Regions from separate parts of the Homo sapiens genome. Here region 2 is linked to region 1. A link is a contact called in ENCODE Hi-C or POLR2A ChIA-PET data. All regions are on one chromosome and are shown on one strand. The core of a region is the stretch at or near the end of the contact, and the rest is flanking DNA. Distances in the headings are between cores, read along the strand shown.

What was found. A loop is a pair of places that touch in the nucleus more often than their neighbours do. ChIA-PET counts read pairs that join two places held with the same protein, here RNA polymerase II (POLR2A).
Region 2: a loop to region 1 is called in a map of naive thymus-derived CD4-positive, alpha-beta T cell, with 25 times the contacts of the local background. The contact joins the enhancer-like site here to the promoter of LRRC70 in region 1. A Hi-C loop is called at or near these places in 1 of 168 maps with a recorded cell type or tissue (naive thymus-derived CD4-positive, alpha-beta T cell). POLR2A ChIA-PET finds 5 or more read pairs at or near these places in 1 of 52 experiments (T-cell).

Annotation. Positions count from the first base shown.
Region 1 is chr5:62,574,691-62,581,842 of GRCh38, reverse strand. LRRC70 (leucine rich repeat containing 70) reads right to left here and starts at 3,024. Exons shown (of 2, transcript NM_181506.5): 1 at 2,908-3,024; 2 at 397-2,442. The coding sequence starts at 2,404. The coding sequence ends at 536. All of the region lies in intron 27 of IPO11 (importin 11), which reads right to left. It overlaps IPO11-LRRC70 (IPO11-LRRC70 readthrough), which reads right to left and starts at 3,108. Exons shown (of 4, transcript NR_073584.1): 1 at 2,908-3,108. It also overlaps the pseudogene RPL35AP14.
Region 2 is chr5:65,100,474-65,107,345 of GRCh38, reverse strand. No RefSeq gene overlaps it. Among named protein-coding and RNA genes, the nearest start is that of CWC27, 330 kb to the right of the region's middle. RefSeq lists enhancers at 3,856-4,356, 4,357-4,857 and a silencer at 4,085-4,374. Within about 2 kb of position 3,910, at least 30 of the 41 ENCODE cell types and tissues checked have a DNase peak (open chromatin) inside an H3K27ac peak, as active enhancers do.

The sequences.
Region 1 (7,152 bases), core at 1,775-4,274:
CATCTCCAAGTACAGTACTTATCATCGCACTGTGCAGTAACCATATATCTCCTCCTCTAAATTTCAAGCTCTACCTAGAATAAGAACCACGTCTATTTTTTTCATATCACAATCCTAGAACCAAAGCAGCAATATAGTATAAAACTGAAAGCATGAACTCTAGTCAGAGAGGCCCAAAAAGTGTTACAAGCTGTGAGAATTTGGCATAGTTACTTAAACTTTAAGTTTCCTCACCTGTAAAGTATAAATAGTGCCACCTTTCAAGACTATTCACAGATTAAATGTGAAATGTGAAATATTTGGCACAGTGCTTGATACACAGAAATGTTAGCTATTATTACTTAATACAGTATATATCAAAGAAAATATTTGCTAAATGAATACACTGTTCACAAATTATTAAAAACATATTTTAATAATGCTAACCTCATATAATTCATTATATTTCCAACTAAAGTATATAATTATATAAGGAGGTTTCAGTTTAAATCATGTCCATGGCACTGAAGTTTCTTATAGACAATATTTAGTTGAGTTATAAAGCAGAATGTTCAAAAAGAATGACCTGTGCCTCATTTTCAGGAACAATTTGTTTATGAAGTCGAATCTGCTCCAAGCCAGGACTTTCTAGAGAATTTGGGGAAGTGTTACAAATTGAGGCAGTTACATTATACCTTGCTGACTGATAAAAGCTGTAGTATTCAAGTCTATTTTCCCTTGAGTTTTCTGATGCCTTTAGTTTTTGTTTAAACTGAACAACTTTGTAGATCAAAAAAATGATTAAAACACAAGCTAAGATGAAAAAAGCTAGCAAAATGTCAAAAGCCTCATTCAACTTCTCAACTTCTTGTGTACAAATTAGAGATGTTTTCCCTGACATTGAAGCAGCATCATTCGGTAGAGCACTGTTTTTTTCCAAGTTCAAGGTAACAGAAGTAGTAAGTTGTATTTGCACAGGTAACACTGCTGTAGTCTCTAATGGATTACCAAAGGCATTCTCTTGAAAAAATCTACCAGCAGGTGAAGTAGGAATTCGTTCCCAGAAAGTAATGTTCTCAGTCTCAGTATTTTCCAGAGGACTGCCATTTGTGGTTACTTTATGCCAGGCCATCATTAGCGCAGTAGTCTTGTGATGAATATGAGGAGATTTTACAACAGCCCAAGCTCTGGATACATTTATTGAAGATGTAACACAATTTGTAATGTTAATATAACGTAATGCTCTGCCACGCATGGATGGGGGATTCTGACAATAGATGTTTAGAGTAATGGCTGAAGATGCTAGCCAGTCTCGAAGGCCCAAAAGTTTGCAGTTACATTCCCAAGGATTAGAATTTGCCTGAAGATGAATCAATGAAGACAACGGCTTAAGGACCCTTGGATGCAAGGCTGTAAGATTATTAAATGACAGATTAAGGATCTTCAAAGATGCTCCCATATTTTCAAATGTATCATTATCAATGCTAATTATTCTGTTTCTATCTAACTTAAGGTAAATTAAATTCTTTAACAAACTGAATGTGTCAGAATTTAAATTCTCTAAATCATTATGACTTAAGATCAAATGTTTAAGATTATTAATTCCACTAAACCCATCCCTAGTAACATTCCTAATTCTTGAATTTTTCAGGAGGAGGTATTCCAGATTGGCAAGTCCTTTAAATGCAAAGGGCTGTATTGCTTCAATAGGATTATGAGACAAAGAAAGTCTTCTAAGACTTTTAAGTACTTCAAAGGCATTTGATGGTACTTTTGTTAAATTATTACTTCCTAAATACAAACAAGCAAGGTTTTCAAGATGTTGAAAGCCTGATTCTGATATCCTCAAAATGTTATTGTTTGATAAATCAAGTATCCGAAGAGCAACCATACCAACAAAGGTACCACTCCCAAGGACAGTGAGGCGATTCCTTTGTAGATTTAAGTACTGAACTGAAACTAGATCATTAAATACTCCTCTCGGAACAAAAGATACCTGATTATACTGTAAATATAAATTACGAAGATTTAAAAGTCCCTTAAATATTCCAGGATCTAAGCGTTTGATGAAATTATTATTTAGAAATAGAAAATATAGATGCCTCAATTGAACAAAGGCTTTTGGATATACATACAGAATGTTAGAATTATCCAAATACAATGCTACAAGAGAATGAAGTCCTGTTAATTCACTTTCATTTATATAAGATATATTATTCCCAGTCAGATACAGAAAAACTGTACTTTCAGGAAAATTCTTAGGAATACTCGAAAGGCCTAAGTTACGGCAGTTAATTTGTCTCCCAGTGCAGAGCTGACAAACAGACGAACATCCAAGTATTTCTTTGTGGAGTAATAATAAAAGATAACAGGTAACAACCAGAAACAGTCGTAGGCAAGGCAGAGAAAACTGTAATCCACACATATCCCTGTTCTTGGATTTTCTGTTCAGATCAGAATTGGCTATAAAAAGAGAAGGTAAAGCTTTAAATCACGAAAACTTCATCAAATGAATTTTTTTTATAATACTATAACTTCTGTATTCTATTTTAATTAGGATCAGCCAATAATACTATCATAAATCATACCATGGTAATAGCAAAAAATAATGAGTATGGAATACGTTCTAGAATTATTAACATGATCAGGCCATTAACCCACTATTTGACAAAATAGTTCAGATTAATGAAACATTTGCTAAGTTAACTTAAAAATTACAATTGATTACAACACAGGTGACAAATGATGTAGGAATGAGAATCTTTGAATTTAATATGTCCCTTTAACAACATAAAGTCTAATATCAAATAACATTATAATTTATGAAAATACAAATTCACTACAGAACAATTAAATTCTAAATTACAGTTTTTCACAGAACTATTTTTCATGTCAGCTAGAAGTTCATATTTAAGTAAATAATCTTACCAAGAAAAGGAAATTCGTATTATTAACACTCAGCTGATTCAGTAAAGGTTTTCTTTTTAAATCTGAAGAACGACATTTCTTAACTCCAGTTTGTTCTGTGGCACTGCTGACCTCCACCCCACCACTTTTTTTTTTTTTTTTTTAAGTCACCGTTTGCTCAGGAAACACCACTCTTCACATTGGTTCCTTTACAGTCAATGTGTAAAACAGAGGTTGCCATGGATACAGGAAGCTAAGAGACAGGAAGTAATTTTATCTGTGTTTCAAAAGTATTGCTGAACGGAAATCTCAGGAACTTATTTTTTCAGAATGCAGTTAGAGTTTTCCTAATATACACATTGAAATATCTCCTATAATATAAAAATAATAGTTTTTAAAGGATACTTGAAAACATTAGTTATTCAGAACCCAAATATCAATCAACAGACTCTAGCTATCAAACAACATAGCTACTGAATGGAAAAGGCTAGTTCAAATAAGATGTATATCGAGTAATACAATTTTTTGTAAACTTTTTAATGAATAAAATATTTATGTTGTGTTAAATACGCATTGAAGACTTAAACTTTATGCTTTATTCCTTTAATAAAAATAGGGGAAAAAATTTAGAATGAACATAAATGTTGTTATATTATCCTCCAGTGCTCTTTTTAAAATTTTCAAAATATTTTTGGTTGCAAAAAATACTGAGTACTACTTAATACGTGAGGTACTAATTGGTAGTAAGCTACTAATTAGTAGTAACGCACTAATTGGTTGTGTTGGGTTATAAGATGTTAAGAAGCTGCATACCAACTTACTGACATAGGTTATCTTTGCAAGAAAAATTGGGGAGAGTAAAAGAGGCGATGTTTCGCCCTATATATATCTGTATCAGTTTGAATCTTTTAGAACAAAAATGGAGAATTTTTTAACGTCATTTTTCAAGAATTTAAAGAATCGGATATAAATTGTTTATATTATATATTGTTCAGTCATTAACTTTCTTTCATTAACTTTAAGCTAGTTGCTTAAGCTTTCTAATTCTGACTTTTATTAATATTACTAATAGCCTGATAATATTCCTAAAATATCAAGTTATATAATTGTATACAACTCTCCTTTGATATTAAAGCAGTTTCATTTCACATCAACAATTACTTTAGAAATAATATGAATTATGTCCATATTAGAAAGCTGAAATAATACCTAGCATTATCTTTCTATGACTAAAAATTCAGCAATGCATACTGGATAGCAGATCGTTATCAAAATGACTTATGATTCTTACACCTATCCATTATGGCTGGTTACTGTTATTGCTATTTTATGCATTAAAAATGGAAAACAAAACAAGTGACAGAAATGATATGAATTTGAGGTAGGGGCTATGTTTCTCAGGTCCATTTTGTTTAGTACTTCCAATAATATACAAGGTGATATGAAGCTTGTCCCATGGATTTTTCAATTTCTTGGGAAAAATTCAGAGAAAGGGTCCTTTGAAATAAAAATAAAATTAAAGAGAAAAAACCCACAAAGTAATATAACCAGAGTATGAATTAATTTTGTTCTTTATGCCAAAAATATCCAAAGCAGTAAAGAACACTTATTAGGATGCAAAGGTAAAATTTTTAGGAAACTGTATTAAGGAAAAATGACAAAATAAAATCTCACTTCTCACATTCTAAAAACTGAAGGAAACTAAACTGACTTCAACAAAACAAGCAAATATAAATAGTACACTGTAACTCTCAGGTTGAATGGTTTAAAAAAAAATTCCTATCTCCAGCAAAACAAAGTTTAGTCTTTCTGTTCATTTAGGAGTTGCTGTTCTTAGAGACAACTGATCAACAATGATTCCTCATTATCCTTTTCTGATTACTAATGTTCATTACAACTATTACTGAACACTACGCTCAACCTCTTAAATTAGTCTTCTATTTCTTTCCAGGAAATTGACTCATTGAGCTGTTTTCCTCTCATTCTTGTTGCTGAACCTTCTTTTACACTGCCTTTGTCTTCAAATCATCTCATGCTTCTGGTATTAATACACAACTATTCTCTTTTCCATTCAGATTCTCCCCATACAAAAACAAGAATGTATAAATAACAGAGCAATTGTTCCATTAGCTCTTTTAAATATACATCATCTGTATGGATGCATGTATTCTTTTGAGACACAGTCTTGCTCTGTCGGCTGGGTTGGAGTGCAACAATGTGAGTACAGCTCACCACAGCATCGACCTCCCAGTCTCAAGTGATCCTCTTCCCTCAGCCTCTTGAGTAGCTAGGACTGCAGGTGCATGCCACCATGCTTTTTCTTATTTTTGTAAAGACGGAGTCTTGCCATTCTGCTCAGGCTGGTCTTGAACTAGTAGGTTCAAGTAATCCTCCCACCTTGGCCTCCCAAAGTGCTGGGATTACAGGTGTGAGCCACTGCGTCCAGCCTATATGTATTTAGATATATACCATCTATATATAAACCAATCAAGATTGGTTTACATATAAAGAATGGCTTATAATAACAGCAGTTACTGATTTTATGGACCTTAAAAGTCACTGATGGAACTAAAATCAAGAGAATGAAAATGTGAAATGGGATTTGCAATTAAAAATAATCCAGCTCTTCCTGCCATCATGAAGCCTGTCGAGGCCTGCTTGGAACATGACTTCTAAAAGGCAAGTATTTCTGGAAGGCTGTCATCCAAGGCCATTTTTGCGCTATAAGCAGGGTCTCTGGAACCAAAGGGAGCACACAAATCTTCTTAAAACTGAAGGTGTTTATGCCCAAGATGAAACTGAATTCTATTTGGGCAATAAATGTGCTTACGCACACAAAGCAAAGAACAACAAGTGACTCCTGGCAGCAAACCAAACAAAATCAGAGTATTCTAGAGAAAGGTAACTTGGGCCCAAGGAAACATTGGCATGGTTTTTGCCAAATTCCAAAGCGATCCTTCTGCTAAGGCCATTGGACATAGATGCTGTAACCCCTTAAAGATTTAAACTAATGAAAGGTAAATAAAGTGGACTTGTGTTCCTGGAAAAAAAAATTTAGCAAACAATTTGAGAATTCTTTTGCTCAATGTAGGAGATAAATTTTAATGAGGGGCAGTATATCTCAATATAGACCTCTTATCAGTTGCAAGAAAAAAAAATAACAACATAGTAACTATACACAGTGGGGAAATCAGATAACACCTTGACCAGCATTAACATCATCAGTGAGAAACAGATGAGCACCATGTGACTTTGCCTGTGATATTCCAAGAGGGACACATCACTTATGCAATATTCTAACGAGAGATGCATACATAAATCTAACCATAAGGAAATATCAAACCACAAATGAGGAACACTCTATTCTGCTGGGGGAGGTGGGGAGAGGATGGATGGGAGACAAAAACAGAGAGGCAATTGGAAAGATGGAGAGAGATTATAAGGAGTGGATTATTTAAAAATGTTATAAGAGAAAAAGAAAAGACTGAGGAAATGACATGACAGAGTAAAAGAGACTACAAAAACACAAGAACTAAAACAATAATTGGTCCTAGACTGTAAGTACTGAGGAGTAAGAGACCATGGCAAATACAACTTACACAGAAATGGTTCAGAATATAAAACATCTATCTAGTTATCTGACAGAAAATGTGTATCACGCAACAAACTGGGACAAAAGTTAACAACAGGTGATTCTGGGTAAAGGTCATATGAGTGTTCTTTATTGTTCTTGCAGTGTTTTTCTAAGTCTGAAATAATTTCTAAGTGAAAATATCATGACAGTAGCTATGATATCCGTGTAAAATTTGTCCATGAGCATTACTGCCAAGATATGTCACCATTTCTAAGTTTTTAATGTATGCTTTAAAATAAAAACAGAAACAAATATTGTGCTGCCATAACATGGCAAAACTATGAATATCTCTATTTGCTCAATTGTCAACAAGAAAATCAACTAAGAAATTTTTAGCTGCAAATCTATTTATGAGAATAAAAAATAAACTTTATGCACTTTATGCATGAGAAGCATAAAATTTCAACTATGCCTGTGACTATGCGGCTTTAAAAGCAAACTGATACTTTCTAAGGATGTACTGACACTAGGACACTTTCAAGGAACATTATTAATCACCCCCCAGCATGACTTTAGAAGAACATTTTTAACTTCTTGATCTCTGTTCCTGTTACACAGTCATTCTGAGAAGCATATTTTATTTCCATGGACAATTTTAGGTACCATCCTCATTGCGAGTATATGATGATAAA
Region 2 (6,872 bases), core at 2,661-5,160, 2.5 Mb before region 1:
GGAGGCTGAGGCAGGAGAATTGCTTGAACCCAGGAGGTGGAGGTTGCAGTGAGCTGAGATGGCACCACTGCACTTCAGCCTGGGCAACAGAACAAGACTGTCTAAAAAAAAAAAAAAAGTGACTCTAGGCTTCTAGATTGTGCTCCTTGGAGGATAAGGACCACAGGAAGAGGAGCAGTTTGGGATACAGTCAGAAATATAATCAGCTCTCTGTATCCATAGGTTCCACATCCCTGGATTCACCAACCACAGGTTGAAAATATTAGAAAAAAATTGCATCTGTACTGAACATGTATAGACTTTTTTCCTTGTCATTATTCTCTAAACAATACAGTATAACAACTACTTAAATAGCATTTAGATTATATTAGGTATTATAAGTAATCTAGAGATGATTCAAAGCATATGGGAGGATGTACGTGGGTTATATTCAAATGGTACACCATTTTATATTAGAAACTTGAGCATTTAAAGATTTTGGTATCCACAGGAGGTGGTGGAACCAATCCCCCACAAATACAGAAGGACACCTGTATATATGTGGAACCCAACGGGGAAATACACATTTGAGAATAGGTGGTAGCTGGTATCATTAATTCATTATGTCCAGCAAAGTATTAAGTTCTATGATGCTATGACATGGACTTGCTCTTAGGGATTTATAGACTAGTGGGGATAGGTAAGGTATTTCACAAGTAGATACGTTAAGATGTGTGAAAAGCAGTGTTGTAATCAATGAAATACAGAATAGCTAACCCAGATTAGGAGTCAGAGGAAGCCTCTCTGACAATGTAACATTCCCACTTTGACTTTAAGGGCAAGTTGCAATTAGCTGGAGAAGAGAAACTAGGCAGAATGAACACTATGTACAAAGGCCTAAAGGAGAGAGAGCACTGCCCCTGAGGACCTGAAGGACATTCAGGAATACTAGAGCAGGGAATGCAAGAGATGGGGAAAAGAAGCAAGCAGGAGTGAGGATGTGAGGGGCCTCATAAGCCTTGGAAATAAATCTGGGTGTTTGGGTCGGGAGTATCTTGATAAGACTGAGTTCTAGAAAGGTCATGGTGCTGCACCAGAGAATGGCATAAAAGGGTGTGAGGTTGTTTGCAGAAATCAGTTAGAAGGCTTTCAGTGGCCTGGATGAGACAGATTTGATTTATTAATCAGAATTGTTTCAAGGAGACAGAAACCACCTCAAAAAGTTCAATTAAAAATGAGAAACTTCTTGGTTTCAGTAACTGAATCACAGAAAGACAAGGGAGCTGCTGGCCAGCAAGGGATGGATGGGGGAATGGAGTGCTGCCAGGACCCCTTTTCTACTTTTGCCCTCATCTCTGTGCATCTTGGAAAGTTTGCTGTTCATCTTTCAGGCCTGGTAGGGTACATGGCCTGTTGGTGGCTCTGAGATCACATCTCTACAGCTTCTAACTAAAGGAGACATTTTGTCTCTGATTCAGAATAGATTCAGAATACAAGTTCCCAGGAAATGCTGGGATTGGCTGGGCTCGGATCATGTGCTAATGTCTGGACTCAATTCTGTGGCCAAAGTACCTCTCCCCTTGGAGAGATAAGAGCATTGTCTAAGGGACATGGTCACCCCAATGGTCAAGGAAGTAAGGTCTGTTACCAGGAAGGCTGTAGGAAGATGCCGGCAGTCCCGGGCAGACACAAAAGCACTCTGGATATTCAGGTGATAGAATTGACACAAAAGCACTTCAGATATTCTGGTGGTAGAATTAACTGAATTTGGTGATTGACTGATTGTGGGGGAAAGGCAGCAATGAGCCAAGGATGACACTTAGATTTCTAGCTTGGGCAAATAGGAGGATGTGGGAGCCATTCTCTGAGACAGGAAACACAAGAATAGAAAGAGATGGTTTGAAAGAGAAAGTGAGTTCAGATTTGTACCATAGGAGTGCTGAAGAGCACATGGGACGGCCAATTTGAGATGCCCAATAAGGGCCTGATGCACAGAAGAAACAGCCAAGCTGGACAGAGATTTGGGAATCATCAGCACTGGCAGGGTCACTGCAGCCCCCGATTGGATGTGATCTTCCAGGAAGAATGGAGAGTGAGAAAAGAGGAGGAACTCTGGGGGCACCAACATCCAAAGGAAGATCAGAGAAAACTAAGAAGTAGCAAGAGAGAGGAAGAAACCAGGAAAGAATCCTATTATTGTGTGAATTATGGTTCATAATGGTTATGAAAGCTAGCACGGAGAATTAAAAAGTGATGGGAAGTGGAAGGGAGAGGACATGCCCTCTAGTTTCTAAGAAGCTCACAATCTGTAAGACCAGATAAGATCAGAATACATCAGCTAACAATGCAAGTAATGTATGACAGGTACCAACATGAGTTCTAGGAGGAGGAAGACAGCAGGAGCATTATGGATTGGGGTAGCCAGGGGAAGTAGGATATAAGTAGACCCTAAAAAGTGGGTAAGACTTGAATAGCTGGACACTGGGATTGGAGAGAGGAAATTCGGGTTAGAGGAATTTCAGGTTGGAGGAATTTCACGCGCAAAGGAGGAACTACACCAGGAGCACTCAGGAGATGTGCTTATGTTGGGGACTGATGACAGATTATTTTAGGAGGGTAAGCTTGGCCAGATGGAGAGGGCTTTGAATGCCAGGCAAAAACACCTGGTAATAAACTTTAGTTAGTAGGCAGCCTTCAAAGGTTTCAGATACTCCCTAAAAGAAACTGACTTGTGTTATTTTCTTACCCCTTCAAAGCATCCCTGTGAGACCAGTCCCTGTTATCTAAACGTATTTTTCTCCTATCATGTCGTGTCTTCCTTTGTTGACTTTATTTCTAAAAATATTAGGTGTGACTCTGACACTTTTGGTATCTGGGACTGCTCAGCAGCTTTCTCTAGCAGGTAGTTAAGTTTTCTTTTCTTCTACCCTATTACTTCCAGTTCCATCCCTCAGGGACCATGAGAAACAATTCCACTTCTCCTTATGTTTATATTCGGAGGATGCTTATAGAGTTTCCACATTCCCTGTGCTTTGAGCTCAGCCAAGGTATACATACTTAATTCTTTTAATCTCTCCCCCTAAGTCACTCCCTGTGGCCCCTTAAGCATCCTAATTGCTCTTCTCTGAAAGGCAGCCAGCTCATTATGTGCATCTTCCTTGGGAGGCAATGAGGAACATAGTATTCCCCGTGTGGTCTCACTAGACTCATATATTACCTCCCAGTTGCATCCCACGACTGGACATGTGGAGCCGCACTCCTTCTGCTCCCCGCTCCCTACAGTGCGCCCTGGCCTCAGTAAATCCCTTATCTCAACAGGTTATCTCCCATTTCCAGGTGGCCTGTTCCAAAGCTTGGAACCTGTGTTCACCACATGTTCAACCCCCAGCTCCCGCCTCAGGAGGTCTCTTACTGGGGAAGGTGGCCCGGAACCAGGACGAGTATCTGTGGAAAATTGCAGCTAAGCTTGCGTAAGTAAACCTTGGAAGAGGAGAGGCTGCGGAGTGCCCAGAATTAAGAGATGCCGCATCCTGCCATGAGCTCCCCGGCCTGCCCGGCTGTGACAGTATTCAACAAGGTGCAACTTGGAGGCTTCGCCTCTGTTTCCAATTATCCCTTTTATCTCTGCTCTAGCCCCTCTCCTTACCTAAGTGTTTTCATAGCTCTCAGTCATTACTGTTTAGCTTTGTGAGGATAAACGTGAAACCAAACAAATTATACATATCCTGTCTCAAGATGTGTTATCACCCTCTGACTAGAAACCCCCAGAAGCCTGCGGCTTTTGAAAGTTCTAGGTTTTTTTTTAAGCTTTGAAAAAAAAATGGTGGCAGAGGTTAAACTGCCTTTGAGAACGCCAAATGTTTGGATTTCAGTGAAGGTTGACATGGAAACCCACCTGAGGCTTCCTCGAGTGTCTCGGGAGGTAATAAAACCCGAGCTGGATGCTCCTGCTGCTGGGGGAGGAACAGCTCCCAGGGCGGCCAGGTGGGGGCGGCGGGGCCTGAGGAAGCTGCCCGGGGCCGCACAAAAGGGAAATCGAGGAGAGGAAGCCAAAAGCCAGAAAGGGCACGACGGGGGCGTGGGTGCGGGTGTCCGGGGAGACCTCGGCCGTCCCAGAACTTTCCAGGGCCCGGGGACCTGCGCCGCCCCGACTGGAAAGTTGGTGTTTTTACTCGAAGCCCTTTCTCTGGGCAGTTTAATAACAAACAGCGGCCGCAGCAATGGCGTCCGCGCCGGCAGCGTCGGGGCGCCCGGAGGCGGGGCGCGGCGGGGCGGGACTCTCCTCCCGCTCGGGCCCGGGGCGACCGGCGCACCCCACAGCCGCTCCCGGCGGCCGCCGAGGCGAGGGGCGGCAGAGAAAGGTCGGGAGCACTGAAGCACCGGGGTTGCCGGAGGCGAGGGCACCCAAGTTTATGCAGCTTGGGGTGGACGCTCGACTGCTGAGCTGCAAATACACAGAAAGCTTTGCCCACCGCTCGCCCCGTAGGTTCATCGCTTTATTCCCATCTACACCCAGGCACAGGAGAACTAAAGTGAAGAGAATTATCTTATGTTGGTTTCTTGGGGAGGAGGCGTGTGGAGGGGAGAGAGCCCTCCGGGAGAGACGAGGGAGAAAGGCAGAGGGAACCCATAGGGAGAGGAAGCAGGACGCCAGTGCTGCTTCCTAACACCTCTCTTTGTCTCCATTCAACACGGATTCCTCCCCATGGTGGGCCAGCCTTAGAGGACACATTCGTCTTTGCCCCCAAGGCCACCACAGACTCTGTGTTTCTACCCTGAGTACTAGAGGATGCCCTAGAAAAGAAATCTTGAGGACCTCTCTCTTTGAGACTTTGAGGGCCTCCACCTTCCAGCCACTGTTTCGTCCAAATCTGGGTTATCCATTCAGTAAAGGGTTGCCAGCTGAAATACAGCACACTGAGTTCCATATGAATATCAGATAGACAACGACAAATTTTGAGCATGAGTATGACCCACACAAAAATTCGTGTGCGTTTGTTTTATTAACTCTAGCAATCCTAATTCAGTACGTATTTCTGATTCTTCTTCAATTCCCGTCCAGACAGCAACCCTCTGAGACAGGAAGGGAGCGTGCTCTCACCAGGCACCATTTCCTGCCTCTCCCTCGGTCCCCTCTAAAATTGGTAAACCTCAGGTGTTTTCTAGGGAAGTCCCACCGTAAGTGGAGAAAGAATAAAGATGGGAGTAGAGATCAGGGGTGAAGTAGTTTAAGGTCACCTAACCAAAAATTGGAAATTTCAAACGCAAGAGCTGAGTTCTCCTTTATTGGAGGAATTAACAAGATGTGCTGTGAACATAAGAGTTAAATAGTAGTCGCCTTTTGTAAGCAACTCTAACAGAGGTTTACATTTGGGATTAATAGTAAACTCCCCAGGCCTTACTGACAGAAGAATGTAGTTGCCCAAATAAACAATGTTTTGATCGGGACTCGAGACCAACCCTCCGAGCACTCAGCCTCTTCCTAGCAGGAGCATTTCCCAACTCTGAAGTAATTTGTAATGTGCTGGGAAAACATTTTCAAAAAATGGATATCTAAGATACCATAAAAGGGAAAACAGTTCTCGCTTTTGAAGTAAGAAATACCATTTGCAGTAAAATTTCTTCCGTTTGCATTTCTGAATTATGTCTTGATAAAGCTAGGCTTACAGTGCCCGAGTGCTGCCTCCGACCTAGTAAGGAAGAGTCTAATGGAACAGTGTGGGTCTGGGGTTTACTGTCCTCTAAATATTATACTGTCTTCTTGGTACATAAAAATAAGAATACCTCCCAATGATGGGATTACTGTAACTGGCCTTTACTTCCCACTGTAGGCTTCCTGGAACTGGCCTTTCAGACTGGAAGACCCCTCAGCACAATTTTGTCACACCGTCTCTCAGCGGCCACTGTTCCTTCAAGGGTAGAAAAAGTTAACATTTCCCAATAGCACTTTGACTAGAAACATGAATGTGCTGAGAAGCACAGAAAACATATTGTTTTACTGGGAGGTCTCAAATGACTCCGGGAGGACTCCCTTGAAAAGGCCCTGGCTCCAGGTCAAACTCCAAAAGTGCTGCTCACTCTGCCCCCTGGTGCAAGTCGGTGTGCGGCTCACCCAGAAAGGAATTCTTCCCCTTTCCAGGTGGTGTTGTGGACAGCTTTGGAGGACCCTGCTTCCCAGGGGACCAGTGACTGTTTCTCTATGTGTCATGAGCTGAAGGCCTGAGGATCTGAAGATTTGGATTCTCCTCAAGTTCACTCCTTCAACAAGTATTTGTTGATTACCTCCTGTGTCCATATCACTCTTCACCAGGTTATCAAGGGAGGCAGGCTTGTGGGTGAAGGGTGAATTCCGAGTCATCGTGGGGAGTGATGAGGATGGGGAAGGGCAAGGAGAGAGGATGGGCACACAGGAGCTGAGCAGCAGTAAAGCTGCCGTATGCCCATGTCTAGCGCTGTGGCTGGCACAAAGCAGATGCTCAGGAAATGAAGCATTCTACTGCAAATGGTGTTTCTTACTTCAAAAGGAGATGGAGGTGGGTGTGCTCAGGAAATACTTGTTAAATCTCTTTAAGGATGAAATATTCTGGGTGACTTTATGTTATTCCTAAGCCAACTTTTTTGTTCCAACTTATTAAGTATCTTTTATCGATACTGTTAGGTAAACAGGTGCATAGGAGAGCCAGGGTGACACCATTTTAAAATCAACTGTATCTTAAATCTAACAAGGCACGGTCATGACCATGTCCTAAGATGTTTACAGCTAAGGAAGCAGCTTCATAATACCGGCAAGAACAAACTCCTATGACGACAAAATGCCCAGATGCACCAATATCACAGGATAATATATACTTTTAAGATGATTATAGCCATGCTTTCATGTGCCCACACACTAA